2 separate regions of the Homo sapiens genome follow, and region 1 is linked to region 2. The links are chromatin contacts, found by Hi-C or POLR2A ChIA-PET in ENCODE. All regions are on one chromosome and are shown on one strand. The core of a region is the stretch at or near the end of the contact, and the rest is flanking DNA. Distances in the headings are between cores, read along the strand shown. Region 1 has its middle 13 kb from the start of NSUN4. Region 2 overlaps P3R3URF-PIK3R3 (P3R3URF-PIK3R3 readthrough).

Region 1 (6,590 bases), core at 63-2,562, 280 kb after region 2:
AAAATAAAAAATACACACACACACACACACACACACACACACACACACACACGAGTAATTTTACATGAGGTAAAATCTTATGTGGTAAATTCTTGTCCTAGAGTGAAATGACTGGTTATTTATTTTATTTTATTTATTTATTTAGTTTTATTTTTTGAGATGGAGTCTCGCTCTGTCACCCAGGCTGGAGTGCAGTGGCACGACCTCGGCTCACTGCAAGCTCCGTCTCCTGGGTTCACGCCATTCTCCTTCCTCAGCCTCCCGAGTAGCTGGGACTACAGGCGCCCGCCACTGCGCCCGGCTAATTTTTTGTATTTTTAGTAGAGATGGGGTTTCACCATGTTAGCCAGGGAGGTCTCAATCTCTTGACCTCGTGATCCACCCACCTCAGCTTCCCAAAGTGCTCAGATTACAGGAGTGAGCCACCGCACCTGGCCTATTTTATTTTATTTTTGAGATGGAGTTTTCCTCTTGTTGCCCAGGCTGTAGTGCAATGGCACGATCTCGGCTCACCAAAACCTCCGCCTCCCGGGTTCAAGTGATTCTCCTGCCTCAGCCTCCCGAGTAGCTGGGATTACAGGCATGCGCCACCACACCCGACCGATTTTGTACTTTTTAGTAAAGACGGGGTTTCTCCATGTTGGTCAGGCTGGTCTTGAACTCCCGACCTCAGGTGATTCACCTGCCTTGGCATCCCAAAGTGTTGGGACTACAGGCGCCCACCACCACGCTGACTAATTTTTTTGTATTTTTTTAGTAGATACAGGGTTTCACCGTGTTAGCCAGGATGGTCTCGATCTCCTGACCTCGTGATCTGCCCTTCTTGGTCTTCCAAAGTGCTGGGATTACAGGCGTGAGCCACCGTGCCCGGGTGATAAGTTCTTAAAAGAAACAGGTTATAGTATTGAAAAGCAAAATTTCTTGTAATTTTTTTTTTTTGAGACAGAGTCTCACTCTGTCCCCCTACCCCGAGAATCAATTACAACCAAAATAAAAGAGCCTTTAATAGGTATTGTTAAGTACCCCCAACTACTATTAACCTTTAGGAAATCACTAGCTGGGTACACCTGTCCAATATTAAACCTGTTTCTTATGAGTCCCTGTAGGAGTAAAAGGAGGACATCATGACCTACACTTGTGAACTTGTAGCAGGATGAGCCGCAGACAAAACCTCTCAGACACCGAGTTGTAGAAGGAAGGGCTTTATTCAGCTGGGAGCATCGGCAAGCTACTGCCTTAAAATCCGAACTCCCCAAGAGAGCAATTCCTGTCCCTTTTAAGGGCTCACAACTCTAAGGATTTCACATGAAAGGGTCGTGATTGATTTGGAGCAAGCAAGGGGTACGTGACAGGGGCTGCATGCACCGGTGGTCAGAGAGAAACAGAACAGGGCAGGGAGTTTCACAATGTTCTTCTGCACAATGTCTGGAATCTATGAATAACATCGGTTTTTAAGTTATGAGTTGATTTTTAACTACTGGGTTTAGGCCAGGCAGGCCCAGGCTTGGTTTCGGGCCTGGCGCTGGGCTGCCTGTCTTTGGTTTTACTTCCTTGTTTTTTTTTTTTTTTTTTCTTAAAATAGGTACTGAGTATAAAACAATATAAAACAATATGAGAAGGTCTCTCTCTCCCCTCATTTCCCCCCTTTGAGACTCTCACTTTCTATTAGTGGGAGTTCTGACTTTTATTTTTGCTACTTATGTCTTTTTGTGCAATAGATTGATAGTGATTTATATAGTACACTTGTGCTAAAGCATTTTGGTGAACTAAGATAGTGATGAAGCTTTTTATCATTTGAAGAAGTACAGGTAGCAAACAAGGAAGCAGTAAACAGGTTCTTATTACTATTATAAATTCTATTATAAGAGTTTTAAATCCTTCTAGTGCTGGGAACTAATTTTTAAACATGGCTTCAGGATCGAATTCATGCTACACTTGCATGGGCACATGTGTCAGTTTTGTCATATTTTTAACTATGTCTTTAACTACTTGCCTTTGATTATCTATGTGTAGACAGTAATTAGTAAGGTTAAATTTCTTATAGACCTCTCTTTCAGCTGCTAGCAAGTAGTTGAGAGCCAATCTATTTTGATAGATAGCATTTCTTATCTGAGTTTCTTGCTGGGCCAGAATAGTCAAGGCTTGACTGGTTTTACTAGTGATGATTTCTAAAACAGCTTGCAGCTGTATGATTCAGTTGAGCATGTAAGTGGGGGTCCAGTATCCCCATGAGCCGTCTTGTGTCTAAGTGGCAGGCCTATAGTATTATATAATTTTTTTTTGAAGGTCATTTATCATCTTTCCAATTTCCTATGGCTATGCTTCATTTTCCGCGGGAAGCATAGACAGGGAAGCCCAGGAGTTTGCCTGTTTTTATGGTCAGTAGAAAGAAAGATGGTTTAATAGTGCCAATAACACAACTACCTGTCCACTGGTCAGGCAGCTTAGCTTAAGCTCTATGTCTACGTATTCAGTATAACTTGGTGGGGGCAGTCCAGTCCCGGTGGAATTCCAGGTGGGCCCAGACAGTCTGCAACCTTGGAAATTTACTGAATGGATCTCTTTCTATATAATTGGAACTTCACCATGTAACTGTTTTTTTGCGGTACCATTATACAGTTCTTGGCCCAAACAACTAAGACATCCTATAGAATGAGTGAATTCTTTCTTTTTTCTAGCTATGTAATATTGTCCAATAATTGAGACTTTTAGAACCTAGAGATGATCAGGGTGATTCTTGTGGGCCAGGAATTCATCAGGAACTGCGTCTGTAGGCACTAATTCTTGGGCTTTTTATGGCCATTGAGCTCTTATTACAGTTTTTTCACAAACATAACATGAAGTGACATTTAGAGACTGGGCTACACGCTCGGCTAATTGCAAAAACAAATTTCTGGTTTTTCCTGGAGTCTCTTGGTACTGGCAAATTTAGTTCATCATAGAAAGTCTGAAATACTGGTTCCAGAGAGAGTTTACAAAACTCCTCTTTTACTAAGATATTTGCTGTAGGACCTAGTCTTTTCCTATTGATGCCCAGAGATACGTGTTCTCCTTTTTTCTACCTTGGGTTTAAGGGATTTGTAATTATTAATTTCAAGGGGTTCCAATGTCCACTCGTATAGGAGGGGCTGCATTCTCCTTTTTGGAGCTAAACAGGATCTTTTTCATCCTTTTTCTAAGTAGTCTAGATGACACAAGACCAGTAATTACACACATTTGCACATGAGCTTAATTCATGGCAGATATACTTATTTCCTGCCGTGTAAACTTTTTTTTTTTCAACTTAAAGAACTGCATCTTATTTTATGCCAATTACTATTGATAGTGGCACAAGCATTAAATTTTAGGGTTATATGCTTGGAGACCCCTCTTTCTTCTGTCCTAGCTATTACTTTACTTGTGTCGCCTAGAAAAGGACCAGTCATTAATTTTATTTTAAAAACTGATCATGGGAGGCTTAAAATGGGTCATAACACGCATCAGGTTGGTTATTTCCTGGGCTACATACCTTGGATAGAATTGCATTATACAAACAACTTTTAGAGTCCTGGTACACTTATAATAACCATAAAATAATAAGACTTTAGCAATCTTTTGTCCCTCAGTGACTTGATGTATATACTGGGAACAGCCCTCAGTCTTAGGAAGGTCAGTTGAAGTCCTTACAATACAAGTCCAAATTTTAAGGAAAATGAGTCCCCTGCTATGAGTTTCCTCATGCTTCAGCTGTGTGTGGACCAGTCAGCTTCCGGGTATGACTGGAGCAGGGCTTGTCGTCTTCTTCAGAGTCACTTTGCAGGGGTTGGCGAAGCTGCTCCCATCCGCGTACAGCTCCCAGTCTACTGCTGTTTAAGGATGGTCTCGGAGTTTGGGCCCACTAGAATAAACTGAGTCCAATACTTCTACACAGTTATGTTTAACTGGGCTCTCTGATACAAGATGCCCAGCAAGATGGCGGGGTTTAGGGTGTTGCAAACTTCAATGGTTATGCAGGGATTTTCACAGAGCAAGCTTTGGTATCTAGTTAGTCCAGCATTCATTAGTTAATGGTGTCCTTTGGTATTTATTAAAATCACCACAGCATGGGGGGACTTTAGGTTTTGCCTAAGAGTTAGCTTATTTGCTTCTTGTGCTAACAGGGCCGTTGCTGCCAGGGCCCTTGGACGTGGGGCCAGCCTTTGGAAACCCCGTCTAGTTGCTTTGAGAGATAGGCCACTGGCCTTGGCCAGGGCCCTACAGTCTGGGTTAAAACTCTAACTGCCATTTTTTCTCTTTCTGACACATAGAGTGTAAAGAGTTTTGTCAGGTCAGATAGCCTCAGGGCTGGGCCCAAAAGGAGTTTTTTTTTAACTCATGTAAAGCTCATTGTAATAGATGTAGTTTTTCTAATCTACATTTTTATTGACTGTCATCTATCAAAATATTGACTTAAATCCTGTAACTATTTGATTTCAAGCTTTAAATTGATCTGGTATTCCTTGCGGGGCTCCAGTTGCATCTAAATAGATGTGAGAGTTGAAAGACCTATAAGGAGCTTCTCTCGCTTTATGATGTCTTATTTTTTTTTTTTCCTCTGGTTGATGAAATGCCAGGGTAAAAGGGATAGCCAAATGGACTAAAGCACAAGTGCCACTCTAGTTATTCAGCAGAGTGCCCAGTAAAGGTCCACCACAATACCACCATACATCCACTCGGGGATGAACAGAGGCTGACTGATTGATAAGCTCTTGAAAATTCTTAAGCTCACTGCATCCCTTCAGGTCTCCAAGGAATGCTAAATCTCCTCCCTGCCATGAGAGACAAGAAGTGAACTTAGTGTTGGGAGACATAAGTTGGATGGCCCTCCGGGGCTGACCCGCAGGGACTTCAGGATATAGCAGAGAGAGCTTGGCATGACTTATCACTCCAGGCTGTAGAATCCTGGAAAAGAGCTACCATGCAGCCCACGCCTGGTCGACTGGAGGACCACCTTAGTGGAAGGGGGACAATCAGGGCCTCTGGCCTGCCACGTGCACAAGCATAACAATTGCTTTTGTTTAACGTGCAGATGGAATATATGATCCATTTCAACCAGGCATTTGCATCTTGGTATGCCGTCTTAATTGCCAAAGTTTGTTTTAAGTCTTTAACTTGTATGGTCCTCTAGTAAAATGAATGTTTCCTTTAGCACCTATTTTTATTAGTTTTTAGACCAAAGAAAGCTAAACATTATTTTATATTTAATAATGTTTCTTGTATGATTTTTATACCAGATAAGTTAAATTTTACCTTTATATTAGTGTGTTGTTAATGTTAAACTTAATTTTAATAAAACCTTGTAGACATATTTATCCAATTTTTTATGTTTGACCAATTTTTTATGCTTGAAGGCGGCATGCTCATTAAGAGTCATCACCACTCCCTAATCTCAAGTACCCAGGGACACAAACACTGCAGAAGGCCTCAGGGACCTCTGCCTAGGAAAGCCAGGTATTGTCCAAGGTTTCTCCCCATGTGATAGTCTGAAATATGGCCTCGTGGGAAGGGAAAGACCTGACCATCCCCCAGCCCGACACCCGTAAAGGTTCTGTGCTGAGGAGAATTAGTAAAAGAGGAAGGAATGCCTCTTTGCAGTTGAGACAAGAGGAAGGCATCTATCTCCTGCGCGTCCCTGGGCAATGGAATGTCTCAGTGTAAAACCCAATTGTATATTCCATCTACTGAGATAGGGGAAAACCGCCTCAGGGGTGGAGGTGGGACATGCGGTGGGCAATACTGCTCTTTAAGGCATTGAGATGTTTATGTGTATGCATATCTAAAGCACAGCACTTAATTCTTTACCTTGTTCATGATGCAGAGAGCTTTGTTCACGTGTTTACCTGCTGACCTTCTCTCCACTATTATCCTATGACCCTGCCACATCCCCCTCTCTGAGAGAGAAACACCCAATAATGATCAATAAATACTAAGGGAACTTAGAGTCCGGCGGGATCCTCCGTATGCTGAACGCTGGTCCCCTGGGCCCCCTTATTTCTTTCTCTATACTTTGTCTCCATGTCTTTTTCTTTTCCAAGTCTCTCGTTCCACCTAACAAGAAACACCCAAAGGTGTGGAGGGGCAACCCACCCCTTCATTTTTTGTTTACAACTTTTGGAGACAATTTTTCAACATGTCTCAACTTTCTGACTTATTACAAACTTTTTTTCTTTAAACAAACAGTTAATTTATTTCAGGACAAGAATTTACCATATAACACTCTTTTTACATAAATTTTGCCTGCCCCCCTTTTTTTTTCTTTTTTTGAAGATAACCATTCCTTATGTCTTTGGACTAGACTGTCCAAGGCCACAAGATTAGAAGTTACCATAATACATGTTACACTGTTAACTTTTAGCAAACGTCACTTTTGTTGAAAACCTTGTAAGTTTGGGATTTCAATTATCCTTTGCTATTAATAAGACCTTGTTTAGTCTAAATTAACTTAGAATTGGTATAGATGGCCTCTTTTTCTCTCTGCTGGTCTTTCCTTGCCTCTGCCAGCCATTTATGCCGCTATTCTTTTTTTTGAGATGGAGTCTTGCTCTGTCGCCCGGGCTAGAGTGCAGTGGTGC
Region 2 (6,658 bases), core at 3,892-6,391:
ATTAGATTAGTGAGTTGTGATAGAGTCCATGAAGGAGCTTTCCATGGACAGGATAGTTAACAGCGATGGTTATTGAAGGCATCAAGAAAAGCAGTTTCAAACAGTGGTGGAACCAGTACTGAAATATTTGAGATGGGGAAATAAGGAAATTTAAGACAGTTCTTTCCAAAGGCTTGGCTTTGAAGAGGAGAAAAGAGATAAAGGTATATGGGATGATTGAGTAGGGATTAGGGGAGTAGAATGAGAACCAACCAACCATGTTTAAGTGTCAGTGGAAATGATCCAGTTGAAGTAGAGAAAGAATTGATCTTAATCTTGGGAGATTCCTGAGGTGGAAGAAAATAGATTCCAAAATACATGTGGAAGGATTGACTTTAGTTGGAGGGGACTATTGTAATTTAACAGATGGGAGGGAGAATAGTTATGTAGATATAGATAAGGTTGTAGGTTTGGTGGTAGGAAGGTGAGGAAATTCATAGCCAATCATACTTTTTCTGACAAGTAAACAAGTTTGCTTTTTTGAGACAGAGTTTCGCTCTGTTGCCCAGGCTGGAGTGCAGTGGCACGGCCTCAGCTCACTGCAACCCCTGCATCCCAGGTTCAAGCAATTCTCATGCCTCAGCCTCCCGAGTAGCTGGGATTACAGGTGCATGCTACCACGCCCAGCTAATTTTTGTACTTTTAGTAGAGACGGGGTTTCACCACGTTGGCCAGGCTGTTCTCGAACTCCTGACCTCAGGTGATCCACCCGCCTCGGCCTCCCAAAGTGCTGGGATTACAGGCATGAGCCACCACGCCCAGCCCCAAGTAAACAAGTTTGAAGTGTCGGTGAGATACCCAGGAGCCCAGTGGAAACATCCAGCCAGCGGGTAGAGTTCAGAAGAAAGAACTGGGAAGGAGCTAGGAATTTGAGCATCCTAAACACAGAAGTGCGAACAACTCTGGGATTAGGAGAAATCCATAGTTCCTGGCAGTGGTCTTGGGATGCTGTGTAGCTAAAGTGTAGTGGGGAGAAAAGACATAGGCAAGGTCACTTAGAACAACAGGCTGTTCCCTGCCCAATCTGACTTATTTATAATTGAGTACACATGGGTGGGGCCTGAGACATGGATGAGCGCTGCAATATCCTATGCAACAAGAGGTTATCGCATGTTGGCTCATTACGTTCCCAGAATACAGGAAGCTCAACAGTGTGCCTTGGCAGGAGATGACAAGGGCCTGGGGCAATAAGAGGATAGATTATAAAGCTGGGCCCATTTCCCCCTCCCCCAGAGTAGAATGTGGAAACACTTCATTCTGGGCAGAAATATGAGAACCAATAAACAGCTTATTAGGAGTGGGCAGTGAGGTGTGGAGGAAATGGCATTCAGTTTTAATTTTCTCAGAGTCAGTATCTAAGACTTCTGTGTCTGTGTTCGGTGGACAGGACTCTGGCATCATGCCTAGTTGGAGTCAATGTCCTCCCCTAGGAAGAAAAGAGCCTCTGGCTGCCCCAGTACTAGTCTTTTGGTGCTTACTGGAGAGAAGGTTTGGAAGTTTCAAGGGCTGTTCAACACCTGAGTACTCTTCTCTCTTGACCCCCACTCTGCCCCCAGCCCACCCCTTCATAGCATGAAGACAAAAAATTACTTTATTGCAATGTCTTTATTGCATTACTGGAGCAAGTTGGCCAGACTGTCCCCTCTTGGGGAAGGTATTAAACAAAAAGACCAATAAGTATCTCCTCTCGCCTTTCCCCCTACCCTCCCCAACAATTGCACAGCAATGTCTGAACACATCTGGTGACAAGAACAATTTGTAAAGTGGTCTAGCAACTACATTATGAACTGTCCCATCACAAGACATACAGTTGGCTTTCTTGTGAGTCAGATATTTTTACGTAAACTACACGAATTTTCTTGGACACATCAAAGACAACAGAATAGATTTTTCACAAGTAACGGCACCAAAGTCACATGCTGGAATTTGTAAGGAAACGAGGTTGTTTGCCACAAGTGGCTGGAGCTAAAGCAGGTTTGAGCAGTTGGCAGCAGAGGGCCCAAGCAGGCCCCCTATCTGGACCCTCTGGTTTCTGAGGCCACTGAAGCCTCACAGAGGCCTACTCTGGGTTGTTAAATAGCAGCAGAGACCACCTTAGAAAACAGGAATTGCCCAGGTGCAATTCTCAGTTTAAGAGAACACATGGGGCTGATTACTTGTAGCAAAAAAGAGACCCGTGGAAGACACATTGGCTCTCAAAGCTTCTTCAAAGCACATGAGGCCTAAATAAGTGGAGGTCCCATCAAGGCTTGGAGAGGGAGTGAAAGTGTTGGGAGGGCCTCATTCTTGGCCAGATCAGTGGTAAGGACGCAGGCAGTCTATCCAGGCCCGAATCATGGCGTGCCATCTAAGGCCAGGTGGAGACAACACTGTTCTGTGATGAAAGCTTCACCTGGAAACAATGGGCCTAGTACCTGTGTCCAGCCAGCCCCAAGCTGCTTGCATGTCAGTAGCTGGGTTCTCTAGCCAGGGGTATAATGAACCCCTCTGATCTTGGTCTCTCTTTGCCCTCTGCCTCATTGAAACTGCAGTTAAGATGCCAAGACAGTCCCAGGGTCCAGATCATGGGACAGGACATGGCACTAGACTCTCATGAAGGAGGCCAAGACCTGCTCCCAAGTCATGGGCGTAGAGAAGCACCTTGCTACCCTCTCCCCCTCTACACACCAGGCCCAGTGGGTAGTAGACTGGTCCCTATGCCATTTCCACAGGCTCAGGGTCAAGCAAGTCATGTGGCAACTGGTCAGAAAAGATACTGTCAAACCTCTCAAATGACCCCTGGGTCTTAGATCCCACAAAACAATGAATTCAAGAATGAAAAAAAAAATGAAGGAATGTAGGACTGAAAAAAAGCAGCCCTTCTCCACAAGCCAGCCCAAGTGTAGATAAAGATGGTACTTGGTCTCTCCCTGCACACCGCTGGTGTCTGCCCAACAAGGAGCAGACACATTACTGAATACTACAGCCCTGTATCTGTATTTCCATTTTGGTTTAAAAGACACTCAGAACACACTGAAATTTTAGTACCAGATGGGAGGGATTCCTTGCACGTAATCTTGAGCATCCACCTGCTTCAGCAGGTTCAACACCAGGTGCAAAGCCATCCAGGTGTGCCCAACAGCAATTAGCTTGGTATTATTCAGTAAAACTTTCAGTTAAGATTTCAATTGACAGTTTGGGGAAGGGATGTGCTGGCTATTAGTTAAATGACTTTAGAGGGGGGTTCATTTGTCTCTGTCTCACCCAATCCTGAAACTGCAGTGTAACCAAGAAAAAGCCAAAGAGAAGCACTTCCCTTTCTATCCTCGTCACTAGTAACTGGAGGTTTTTCCAAAATTAAAAATCTGTGTCTACATCATGGTCCATATTTTAGACCCTGTCATGGAAATAAGTGCTCAGGTAAACTAATATTTTTCTTTCACCCCCAGAACTAGAGCTTTCCTAGCTGTAAGCCTTATAAACCAAGATGCAGGTACTGGCTTCTCTAGCTCAGCCAGGGTGCCTGACTGCACAGCTTTGGGTTCAAACAGCTGACTCACTCTGAGCCTATTATGGTCCCAGGATTGGCTCAGAGGCAGCTGGACTCTATTTGTCAAATGAGTGTTGACTGATGGGTGTGGGGCATGATGGGGGCAGGAATAGATGCCTGCCCCCACTCCATTTGCCTAGCTTCACTCAGCTGGAAGGCTTAAGCCACATGGAGCAGAAGATTCCTGGCCTAAAATCAAGGCCACTGGAGCAGGAGGGCAGACTGCACATAGCCTTAATGGCAGGATCACAAAAAAAGGCAAAGAGAAAAGCTTCCAGATGGCTTCTACTAACAGTCTAAACACTAAGCCATCTTCTCTCCCTGCAAAAGCTTCAGAAACCACTGTATGGAAGCACATGTGTAATGTGGTGTGACTCTCACCCTGGACCACAGGGCCCCTGGGTCTGTGATTTACTGAGGCACCTGACCACAATCTGACTCCCCTCCTTAGCAACCTATAGCTCCCAAAACCCCATCCAGCAAAGGAGGGGGAAATGAAGGGAAATTAAACCATGTTTACTATTTCTGCAGGGCCTTTAAACTTGGGGAAGCACATATAATAATGTTGTTCTATATTGTTATTTGGTATATCAAGCCATCTAAAAGCACTGCATTGCACCTTTTCTTTACTCATACAAACAAGTTACAAAGGTTTCAAACAACAGATCATTCTTTAGGCTAAGGAAACACCATACAAGCACCAACTTCATTTTATGATTCAAAGCTCACCATCCCCACAAAAAGAATGCTATTCCTCATCTCAGAGAAACAGGCAGGAAGGACAGAAGGGGTTAGTTACAGTGATCAATTTTAGCGTTTGCTAAAACTCACAAATTCTAGTCTTTTTATGTTCAAGTTTTGGTACAGAAGTATACATTCAACTATGAGTGCCACGTTTTCCCATCAAACATTGGTCTGGCAACAAACTGTTTTGTTGGCTTCTGAACATAATACTTCTTCAGAGGGAGGGGCTGGTGAGATGCTGAAGCCTAAATTATGTTGGTAAGAAACAAAATACCTTCAGTTGAAGGTTTTTTTTATCATCTTGGCTTAGATTATTTAAATGAAATCCCAAGCCTCCCCATTTTCCTTTGGTTGTCTTTTTCATCAAATCCCATTCTATCACAAAACCTAAACAGCCTTCTTCGTGGGGGGAAGAGAGACTGCCAAAGCAAAACACAACTCCCAGCAGAGCCATGCCCCTGCTGCACTCTCAAGAGTTAGATTTTAAAAAGACATGGTCTCTTCAGAGGCTTCCAAATACAACCCCACCCGCTATAACCATCAAGCCTAATATTCTGTTGAGGGTGTCTGGCTAAACAAAACAAAAACCCCAATGAAACAGACTTTCAAAAAAAACATCTGCTTCCAGCTTAGTATGTCAGTGCAGCGGCATGGCTGAGTCCTAGAGAACCTCAGGCCTCTAATGCCCCCATCCCGGCCGGCTGCTGCTCGGCCTCTCCACTTCACATTCACAAAATCACTTCTTGTGCAAAACAAGCAGTCTATGTAGAAAGAATGCCCTCATCGTAGTCTAATAAAAACTGTAGAAAAAAATGCCAGAGAACCACCTCTCTTCCCACTTCCTCTTTATCTGCAAAGCGAGGGCATCTGTGCATGAACAGGGTAGGCAAGCCTGACGTTGAGGGAGTCGTTGTGCTGAACCAAGGATGTCTGCTGGTAATGGAGCACTAGCTCCTTCAGAGAGCTGTACAGGTTGTAGGGCTCTGCAAAGCCATAGCCCCGAGCAGTGCTGTAGATCACACAGTGCTTCACTTCCCCATCGGCCCTGCAATGACAAACCACAGAAGAAATGTTAAGGTAGGTAACAATAGATAAAAGGACACTAAATGGCCAGAAGTCTGAGAGCAATTGTTATGCAAACAAGTGTTTTTTGTTAACCAGGCAAAGCTTGTGAAATTGCGTTCCCATTCCCTACAGACTTGGCCACAGATACGGGTGTTAAAACAACCACAAATGTAAGGGTTTATTTATTTCTTTTTTTTTTTTTTAGACAGGGTCTCGCTCTATCACGAAAGCTAGGGTACAGTGGCTTGATTACAGCTCACTGCAGCCTTGAACTCCTGGGCTCAAGTGATCCTCCCACCACAGCTTCCCAAGTAGCCGGGACTACAGGTGTGAGCCACATGCCCAGCTACTTTTTTATTTTTAGTAGAAATGGGGTCTTGCTATGTTGCCCAGGCTGGTCGTGAACTCCTGGGCTCAAGGAATCCTCCTGCCTTAGCCTATTAAAATGCTGGGATTACAGGTGTGAGCCACCACGCCCAGCCAAGGGTAGTTTTTGATTAATCAGTTTATGTAAGGACTGCAGCCAAGTCCTGAACCTACAGGCTGCCACCCAATAACCTGAGTGACAGTGAGCGACTGGGCTTACTGCCTTCCTTCTTTTTATTATTCTTAGAAGATCCTAAGTCTTACAAGAACCATTCTCGCCTACATTTCCACTCAGATAACTTCAACAGCCCAAGTCAAGGAGAAATGAAATGTTGCAAGTAGTTCTATCCTTGGATAACAGTAATCCAATGCACTTTTCAACTCCTCCCCCATTTTCTGCCCATAAGACATCCCATTCATCTTTTTGAGGTCCATCTCAGATACCTTTTCCACAAAACCTCCCAATCCGCTCTTTCTCCACTAAAATTAATGCTTCCACATGTGCACAGCCTACTAATAATACTTATTTCACAGTGGTTCTATTCATTGTGGATATTTGGTGAAATGAAAAAAGCCTGGTGCAATAGAAAAATGTGGGTTTTGAAACCAGGTAAACTTGGATTCAAACTCTGACTCCATGATACAAGTAGAGCACTATGAACAAGATGATCACATAAAGCACTGAGCAGTCTGTTAATATGAATGCCTTTCGCCTACCTTCTCCACCTTGCCCTCTAAGGGCACAATCATTTTGTCACTTTGTTTGACTTCTGCCACATCCATCAGTAGCATCATCATCATATTAGTAGGTGACATTTACTTCTTATGTCCCTGCACTGTTAAAAGCATATTGTATTACACAGATTAACTCATTTAATCCTCACAAAAACCCTAAAGTAGGTATTATCCTTATTT

What was found. Hi-C counts contacts between places; a loop is a spot of excess contacts on that map. ChIA-PET counts read pairs that join two places held with the same protein, here RNA polymerase II (POLR2A). Pooled maps may share reads with other maps.
Region 1: a pooled map shows a loop between it and region 2 (4-fold over the local background). The contact joins two enhancer-like sites. A Hi-C loop is called at or near these places in 2 of 37 single-sample maps with no recorded cell type and 3 of 50 pooled maps. POLR2A ChIA-PET finds 5 or more read pairs at or near these places in 1 of 52 experiments (GM12878).

What each region holds. Positions count from the first base shown.
Region 1 is chr1:46,324,404-46,330,993 of GRCh38, forward strand. No RefSeq gene overlaps it. Among named protein-coding and RNA genes, the nearest start is that of NSUN4, 13 kb to the right of the region's middle. RefSeq lists enhancers at 4,354-5,082, 5,083-5,812, 5,813-6,541. Within about 2 kb of position 1,313, at least 3 of the 41 ENCODE cell types and tissues checked have a DNase peak (open chromatin) inside an H3K27ac peak, as active enhancers do; they include GM12878, where a contact is called at or near this core.
Region 2 is chr1:46,038,515-46,045,172 of GRCh38, forward strand. P3R3URF-PIK3R3 (P3R3URF-PIK3R3 readthrough) reads right to left here. Exons shown (of 10, transcript NM_001303427.2): 10 at 1,626-5,357. The coding sequence ends at 5,159. PIK3R3 (phosphoinositide-3-kinase regulatory subunit 3) reads right to left here. Exons shown (of 10, transcript NM_003629.4): 10 at 1,626-5,357. The coding sequence ends at 5,159. Among named protein-coding and RNA genes, the nearest start is that of PIK3R3, 91 kb to the right of the region's middle. RefSeq lists enhancers at 4,532-5,376, 5,103-5,162, 5,377-6,220. Within about 2 kb of position 5,142, at least 7 of the 41 ENCODE cell types and tissues checked have a DNase peak (open chromatin) inside an H3K27ac peak, as active enhancers do; they include GM12878, where a contact is called at or near this core.